Regions from separate parts of the Homo sapiens genome. Here region 2 is linked to region 1. Evidence: read pairs that join two places in POLR2A ChIA-PET (ENCODE). Cell type or tissue: HCT116. All regions are shown on one strand.

Region 1 (4,000 bases):
CTGTCATTTCCTTTTTTTTTTTTTTTTTGAGACGGAGTCTCGCTCTGTTGCCCAGACCGGAGTACAGTGGCGCGATATCAGCTCACTGCAAGCTCCGCCTCCCAGGTTCCCGCCATTCTCCTGCCTCAGCCTCCTGAAGAGCTGGGACTACAGGAGCCTGCCACCACGCCCGGCTAATTTTTTTGTATTTTTAGTAGAGACAGGGTTTCACCGTGTTAGCCAGGATGGTCTCGATCTCCTGACCTCATGATCCGTCTGTCTCAGCCTCCCAAAGTGCTGGGACTACGCGCCCGGCCCATTTCCACTTTTAATGGAAGGAACTGAGGCCTCAGTGAGAAGTGGCATCTCTGGAACTCAGTCTGACAACAAAGACCACCATTTTCTGGCCACACTCACCGTGTCTGAGCTCTAGGCTGGGACTCTGGGAGCTGCAGCAAAACAGTGTATTTTAATCTATAAACAACCCTTTATTTGAGAATCATCCTCAATATGAATATTATTATTATTCATTCAACACATATTTGAGGGCCTATTCTGTGTCAGGCACTGTGCTGGACACGGGGTTATATTGCAGGAAATATAAGTGGTTAAACTCCTCCTCCTTCAGCTTAAATTCTAGTGGTCATTATGCCATTCCATCTTTAGTTAATTTTAGACACATGCACATGTGTATAAAATGTGTATGTGTATAAAATTTTCCATAAGTGAAAACTTAAAAATTTTCTAATGGGATTGGGGGAGGGAGTTGTGCCAGGAGACAAAAAATAAGCAAAACATATCAGGTTAGCTCTTGGTACACACTAAGGAGAATAAAGCAAGGAAGGGGGATAGAAAGTGTTATGAGAACGAAGCTGTAATTTAAGAATGGCCAGGGAAGGCCTCACCAAGAAAGGAACACAGAATGAAGATCTGAGAGAAATGTATTATGTATCTATTGTTACATCGCAAATTACCCCCAATTTAACAGTTGGAAACATCAAACATTCATTATTTCATATTGTTTTAGCACATCAGGAATCAGAGAGTGGCTTAGCTGGGCAATTGTGCCTCAGGTTCCCCCATGAGCTTGGGGTCAGGAAGTCAGTGGGTGCTGCCTCATTTGAAGGCTTGACTGGGGCTGGAGGAGCTACTTGTAAGAAAGCTCACCCTGGCCGGGCATGGTGGCTCACGCCTGTAATCCCAGCACTTTGGGAGGCAGAGGTGGACGGATCATGAGGTCAGGAGATCAAGACCATCCTGGCTAACACGGTGAAACCCCATCTCTACTAAAAATACAAAAAATTAGCCGGGCGTGGTGGCAGGCACCTGTAGTCCCAGCTCCTGGGGAGGCTGAGGCAGGAGAATGGCATGAACCCGGGAGGCAGAGCTTGCAGTGAGCCGAGATCGCACCGCTGCACTTCAGCCTGGGCGACAGAGCGAGACTCCATCTCAAAAAAAAAAGAAAAAAGAAGAAAGCTCGCCCTACGGATGCTGGCAGGAGCCAAAGTTCCTTGCCACGGGCTCTGCACAATATGGCTGCTGACTTCGCCCAGAGCGAGCGAGCCAGGGGAAAGCAAGGCAAAGGGTACAATGTCTGTTACAACCTAGTCTCAAAAGTGACACTCCATCATGACTGCCACAATCTATTAGTCTCAGGGACCACCCAGGAGGGAAGGTAGAAAGGGATGACACAGGAGTGTATCAGGAGGTGAGTGTGTTGGGGGCCATCTTGGAAGGCTCCTATCACAGAGGGAAGGAGCAAGCCACACACATATCTGAGGGAAGAGAATCCCAAATGAAGGGAACATAAAATAAAAATGTTCTGAGGCAGAAGCATGTCCTTCATCATAGAGAGCAGCAAGGAGGATAGTGTGGCTGAAGAGGAATTGTGGGGAAGGGAAAATAGAAGATGAGTTCAGAGGTAATGGGGGCCAGATTGGATCATCCAGGGCAGTAGTTCTCAAAGTATGGTTCCCGGACCAGCAACATCAGCATTATCTGGAACCTGCTGGGTGCCCTCTGGGTGATTGTGGTATACTCTAAGGTCTGAGAATCCGTTATTAAGAGCTCTGGCGCTGGCATCTTACAGACAGATGTTCAAAAATCCCAGATCTATTCCTTTTAACAAGGACCATGTTATTTGGCCTCGGTTTCCCTGTTGTAAAGTACGGGATAGCAGTATAGGGGTCCCAGCTTCCTGGTGTTGAGGACAGGACTCAGTGAGGTACATACAGCTCTTAGCACAGTTTCTGACACAGAGTAAGCACTCACAGACACTAAGAACAACAATAAGACAAAACAAAAAACTAAAACCACCTCCATTCCTTCCTTCCTCTTCTTTGCTTCCCAACTTCTACCCCAGAAGCTGGATCCCTGCCTCACCCCTCCTTTTGATGCCTACAAGGAGCACATCTCCCAAAAGAGGGGTGCTAGGGGTGAAGGGGGGCTAGAATGCCTTCTTTAGCATTGCTGCAGTGTCAGGCTATCCCTTAGTTAACCAGGGAAACATCACTATGAGTGGTCCCCAACTTCCCACTCACAGCTGCTTACAAAATTCTTAGGGCAGCCCTACAATCTTGGTGGGGAGCAGGGGCTCCTGTGCCCATTTCACAGATGATACAGAAACTGTGTTACTGATGGGATGAAGCAGAGGCCCCGTCAGTGTCCTGGCCCTTTGATATTTGCCAGAACCAAGCTCTGGTCTGGCTCCAGCCTGCACAGAGGGCCTGTGAAAGAGCAGGGCCAGGAATCCAGGAATAGCCAAGGAATTCGAAGGGTCGCAGGGAGTAGGGGGTGCTGCCTGGAGCTGTCCAAGCCTGTCTCTCAATCCCCATTAGGATCCCTGATCTACCAGCCTCCTTACAGAGCGTAGACCCGTGCAAACACACCGGGAATCTGTGAGCATTTAAAAGACGATCACTGACCCAAACTTGGGTTGAAGGGCAAGGAAGGTTGACTGCAATGTTGGAGAAATATGTCTTGTCACCGAGACAACAGGTGCTGGTAACCCACTGCCAGCTCACGCATATGACTCCCATCTTATGGTTGAGAAACTGAGAAGACACCTTATCGAATCCAAAGCCTGGATGCTCCAGATCCAGAACCTAAGCACAGGTGTTTGGCAAAGCTCTGGTCTCATTTCCCAATCCAGTTACTCACCAGAACTACTGGAGCCACTTGTTAGAAATACTGGTGCCCAGACCTCACACCTGGAGCTTCTGGTTGAGTAGGCTGGGAGGAACTCAACTCATCATTTTTATCAAGCGATCTCAGTGACTAACCACATGTCGGGAAAACTAGTATAGTCCATAGCAGGACGGTCACGGAACCCAGCCAAGGATCAGGAGGTACCTGGGCCCAGACAAAAGCCCCAGGGAGTGGGTTAGACTTAGGATCAGGCAAGGTACATGGTAGCAATGTAGAGTAATTTAAGGAACCCCCCAGATGTTACCCCAACCTTCTAAGAGCCGCGGCTTTGACATGGGTCTTTGCTACCTACTTGAGTTCCCAGGGGTGCTATATGAATTAGAAGAGATTGCCACAAACCCATGAGCATGACTGAGTCCTCAGAGTCTTTCTAGAATAGGTGAAGATGAGGAGAAAGGAGAAGGCACAAAAGCAGTGAGTGCTGCAGTGAGGGAAGCCCGGAGGGAAAAGGTTCCGGGGAGAAGGTTCCAGTGTGTGGGCACAGGCAGCAGGAGTCGGGGAGGTGTTTCTAGCAGGGCCTGGCCTCCTTCCCAAAGTCTTTTTTTTTTTATTGTAATTTTATTTATTTTTTTTAATTAATTAATTTATTATTATTATACTTTAAGTTTTAGGGTACATGTGCACAATGTGCAGGTTAGTTACATATGTATACATGTGCCATGCTGGTGCACTGCACCCACCAACTCATCATCTAGCATTAGGTATATCTCCCAATGCTATCCCTCCCCCCTCCCCCAACCCCACAACAGTCCCCAGAGTGTGATGTTCCCCTTCCTGTGTCCCTGTGTTCTCATTGTTCAATTCCCACCTATGA
Region 2 (4,000 bases), 77 kb after region 1:
AATCAAGGTATTGATAGGGCCATACTCCTCCCAGAGGGTCAAGGGGAGAACTCAGTCCTTGACTCTTTCAGCTCCTGGTAGCCGCTGGCATTCCTTGGCTTGTGGCTGCATCACTCAAATCCTACTTCCCCAATCATACCCTTTGTCTTCTATCTACAGTCAAATCTCCTTCAGCTTCTCTCTTATAAAGATGCTTGTGATTACATTTAGGGCTTACTCAGATAACCCAGGAAAACCTTCTCAATTCAAGATCCTTAACGTCATTGTACCTGCAAAGACTCTTTTCTAAATAAAATAACATTCCCAGGTTCTGGGGATTAGGACGTAGACAATCTTGGAGAGCCACTATCAGCTGCCCTCATCAGGCCAAGTTGGACCATGGATCAGAAATGTTGCTGTCAATACCTCTGATGCTTCCCCAGGTCCTCCTGGCTGGGACCTCTGGGGCCAACTGTGCCAGTCACATAACACTGGAAGAAGAAATAGCCAGAATGTTGGAGCTGGACTCAGAGTGGAAGATATGCAAGAGCACAGAGTGCCAGGGAGGTTCAGCAGGATTGGGAGCCCCAAAGGAGGTCTATCCGGAGCTCAAGTTAGGGGGCTGTATGCTTGGGGCCAAAATGTAACTTGACCTTGAGATAAGATGAAGGGAATTACAGTATACCCCTCTCCATAACCCCATTTCCCCAGTGACCAGATTGCTATGGCGTAGGGTAGGAAGGCACCATCTGTAGTGGAAATGGGAGGGAGAGGAAAGTAGGGACTGAAGAAGCACAAGAGAGACTGTGACAAGGAGCCAAGGCCAGGCTAATTTGTCGCCCAAGCTGGAGTGCAATGGCATGATCTCGGCTCACCACAACCTCCGCCTCCCGGGTTCAAGCGATTCTCCTGCCTCAGCCTCCTGAGTAGCTGGAATTACAGGCATGCGTCACCACGCCTAGCTAATTTTGTATTTTTAGGAGAGATGGGGTTTCTCCATGTTGGTCAGGCTGGTCTCAAACTCCCGACCTCAGGTGATCCGCCCGCCTCGGCCTTTCAAAGAGCTGGGATTACAGGTGTGAGCCACCACACCCAGCCTGGCCAGACTACTTTTTTTTGTTTTGTTTTTTGTTTTGCAGAGACAGACTCTTGCTATATTGCCCAGGCTGGTCTTGAACAGCTGGCCTCAGGCCATCCCCTCACCTCAGCCTCCCAAAGCACTGGGATTGCAGGTGTGAGCCACTGTGCCTGGCCTACAAGGTCAATTTTTTTAAAAACAGTTAACTGTTTATTTCAAGGTCTATTAATTAGGAAAAAACATATAAGTAGTTTGAAAGCCTGAGATGTGACTGTCATTCTGCAGGACATCAGGACAGCCTTTCTCTGCTTGGATTGGCTCCTGGGGTCACTGAATTTTGGAGTCAGGGGGAGCATTTCTAGGTCACCAAGTCCTGACAGTGTAGTGGTGAAGAGAGTAGACTTGGGAGCCAGACTGCCTGGGTTCAAATCCATGCTTTCCCAGGACAAGTTGCTTGATCTAGCTGGACAATCTCAAGTCAGCAATTCCCGTGAAGACAAAAAATAATAATGATGATGTAAGTATTAATAATAATACCTGTTACAAGGATCAAGTGAGTTAATAATGTACACAAAGCATTAAAAATTGGCCTCTCTTTGCTGACACTGCAGGCAAGTGATAGCTCCTTCTCCCAGCTCCATGGTTCTGCCATCCTTTACAAAAGGCTCTGATGAAATATGGGGGAGGGATGGGGTGGCGGGAGTGGAGTTTCCAGCCCACCACAGCAGAGGCTCCTCTGCCTTCCATTTTATTCCAACTCCCTTCACTTCTTCATGCAGACAAGTGTCCCACTTCTTTTTTTTGAGATGGAGTCTCGCTCTGTTGCCCAGGCTGGAGTGTAGTGGCGCGATCTCGGCTCGCTGCAACCTCCGCCTCCTGGGTTCAAGTGATTCTCCTACCTCAGCCTCCCAAGTAGCTGGGACTATAGGCGCATGCCACCACACCTGGCTAATTTTTGTAGTTTTAGTAGAGACGGGGTTTCACCATGTTGGCCAGGCTGGTCTCGAACTGCTGACCTTGTGATCTTGCCTCAGCCTCCCAAAGTGCTGGGATTACAAGTGCCCGCCACCACACCTGGCCAAGTGCCCCATTTCTGAGCTTACCTCAGCCCTATACCCCCACCCCCTCTGGCTAGGGGGTAATCAGAAGGAAGACCAATAGGACCAATGCTGAATACCTGCCTGGTGATTCACACAGAATAATCAGGCCAACCTCAAGCTAGGAATGTCTGCAAACACCTGTCCTAGTCCCCCTACACCATGACAGTTCTTTGAAAATACATCCCAGACACTCTCCATTAACCCTGCCCAGCCCTGGTTCAGGGTGGGCCTGATCGGAGACCATCAACCATCTCCTGTAAGTCTAAACAGAGGCTCAGACCGGGAGAAATAGATTCATACATAACTGAATCAGGTCCTTCGGAGGAAAGTTGATATCAACATTCCTTAACCTTGACACTAACCACTGAGGTGTGGTCACTGTTACGTTTTGTAAAGAATCGGGGTGTGGCCTCTCTGATATTATAGGTCCAAACCAATGGTCTCTACCTTGGTCATTCCCATGAAAACTATTTTGGGATTGTGCTCTGTCCTTCAGAGGCTTAACACAAACCATACCTGAGACTTCAGCCACACATAAACACACTCCAATACTTCCTCCCAAACCTTTTAAGCTGCTTTGTACGAAGCACAGTGACATCACACAGCACCCCAAAGAGGGACAGGCACCCCCATATGCACTTGATAGGCCGGCTCTTCCCAGAAGCATCATCAACTCCTTCAGGGCGCTTCCCTAAGTTTGATCCTAGGAGAACTTCTGCGGAACCTTTGCTAGAAAGCCCCTGACCCATTGAACCAGGATGACCCACTGACCCAGATGAAGCCCTGGGTTTCCTTCCCTGACCTGAAAACAGAGGCAGGCTATGCTGGGAGTTCCCAAAACCACCCTCAGCTCTGATGTTTCCCAGAAGGACTCATGGGACTCAGCATATGTTTTACTTCTGGTAAAGACTTATGGCCAGACACAGTAGCTCACACCTGTAATCCCAGCACTTTGGGAGGCTGAGGCAGGAGGATCACTTGAGGCCAGGAGTTCAAGACCAGCCTAGACAACATAGCAAAACCCTGTCTCTTAAAAAAAAAAAAAAATCACAAAATTAGCCAGGCATGGTGGCACACGCCTACAGTTCCAGCTTCTCGGGAGGCTGAGATGGAAGGATTGCTTGAGCCCAGGAGTTTGAGGCTGCAGTGAGCTAGGATCGTACCACTGCAATCCAGCCTGGGTGACAGAGTGAGATCCTGTCTCTATTTTTTTTTTAAGGGTCTTATTACAGCAAAAAAATACAAAGCAAAATCAGTGAAGGGACACAGAACCTGGGACAAGGTCCTGAGAAAACCAGGCGCAAGTTCAGGAGTCCTCTCCCAGCAGTCACATAGGATGTGCCTAATTCCTCCAGCAGTGAGTCCTGGTAGCATGTGTAAAACACTGTCTAGCAGGTAAGCTCATTACAGACTCAGTGCCCAGAGTTTTTATAAGGAGCTGGTCATGTAGGCATCCCCTGCCTAGCACAAACATGAATTGCAGACTCCCTGAAGAAATCCAGGTATTCAGCACAAACCGTATTACTCACATGAACAGTTTAGAGAACAGCCACCCTTACTATTCAGGGAATAGTGGGAGCCCTTCCTAAATGCAAGTTCCCAGACACCAGCCAAGGAACAATGTTGCCAGCAGGCCTTTCTAAGGAGGGCTCCCCGGCCTGCTACGTTGACTCTCTCTGCACCATGTCCGTGGAATGGTTACTTGAAGGGATTTCCCCTTTTGTCTGCCCATCCAGTGGCAGAATCCTGCCACTAAATCCTCAACAGGTGACAAGCCTCTCAAACACTTGTGCGGACAGAGAGCTCACTCCCTCACAAAGCTTCCTCTTCCATGTTGGCCTGT

Evidence for each region. ChIA-PET counts read pairs that join two places held together with the same protein. Peaks named below come from ENCODE experiments on the same cell type or tissue, not always from the same donor. Only the 100,000 strongest peaks of a DNase experiment are listed, where the experiment ranks them.
Region 2: POLR2A ChIA-PET joins it to region 1 with 6 read pairs; 2 of 35 experiments call an interaction of 5 or more read pairs at or near these places.

What each region holds. Positions count from the first base shown.
Region 1 is chr17:9,988,839-9,992,838 of GRCh38, forward strand. All of the region lies in intron 2 of GAS7 (growth arrest specific 7), which reads right to left. Among named protein-coding and RNA genes, the nearest start is that of RCVRN, 86 kb to the left of the region's middle. In HCT116, no CTCF peak of the experiment used is centred here; no DNase peak of the experiment used is centred here.
Region 2 is chr17:10,065,403-10,069,402 of GRCh38, forward strand. The region is part of intron 1 of GAS7 (growth arrest specific 7); the gene reads right to left. Among named protein-coding and RNA genes, the nearest start is that of GAS7, 130 kb to the right of the region's middle. RefSeq lists an enhancer at 2,978-3,477. In HCT116, no CTCF peak of the experiment used is centred here; DNase peaks (open chromatin) are centred at 2,209 and 2,529; H3K4me3 peaks cover 681 bases.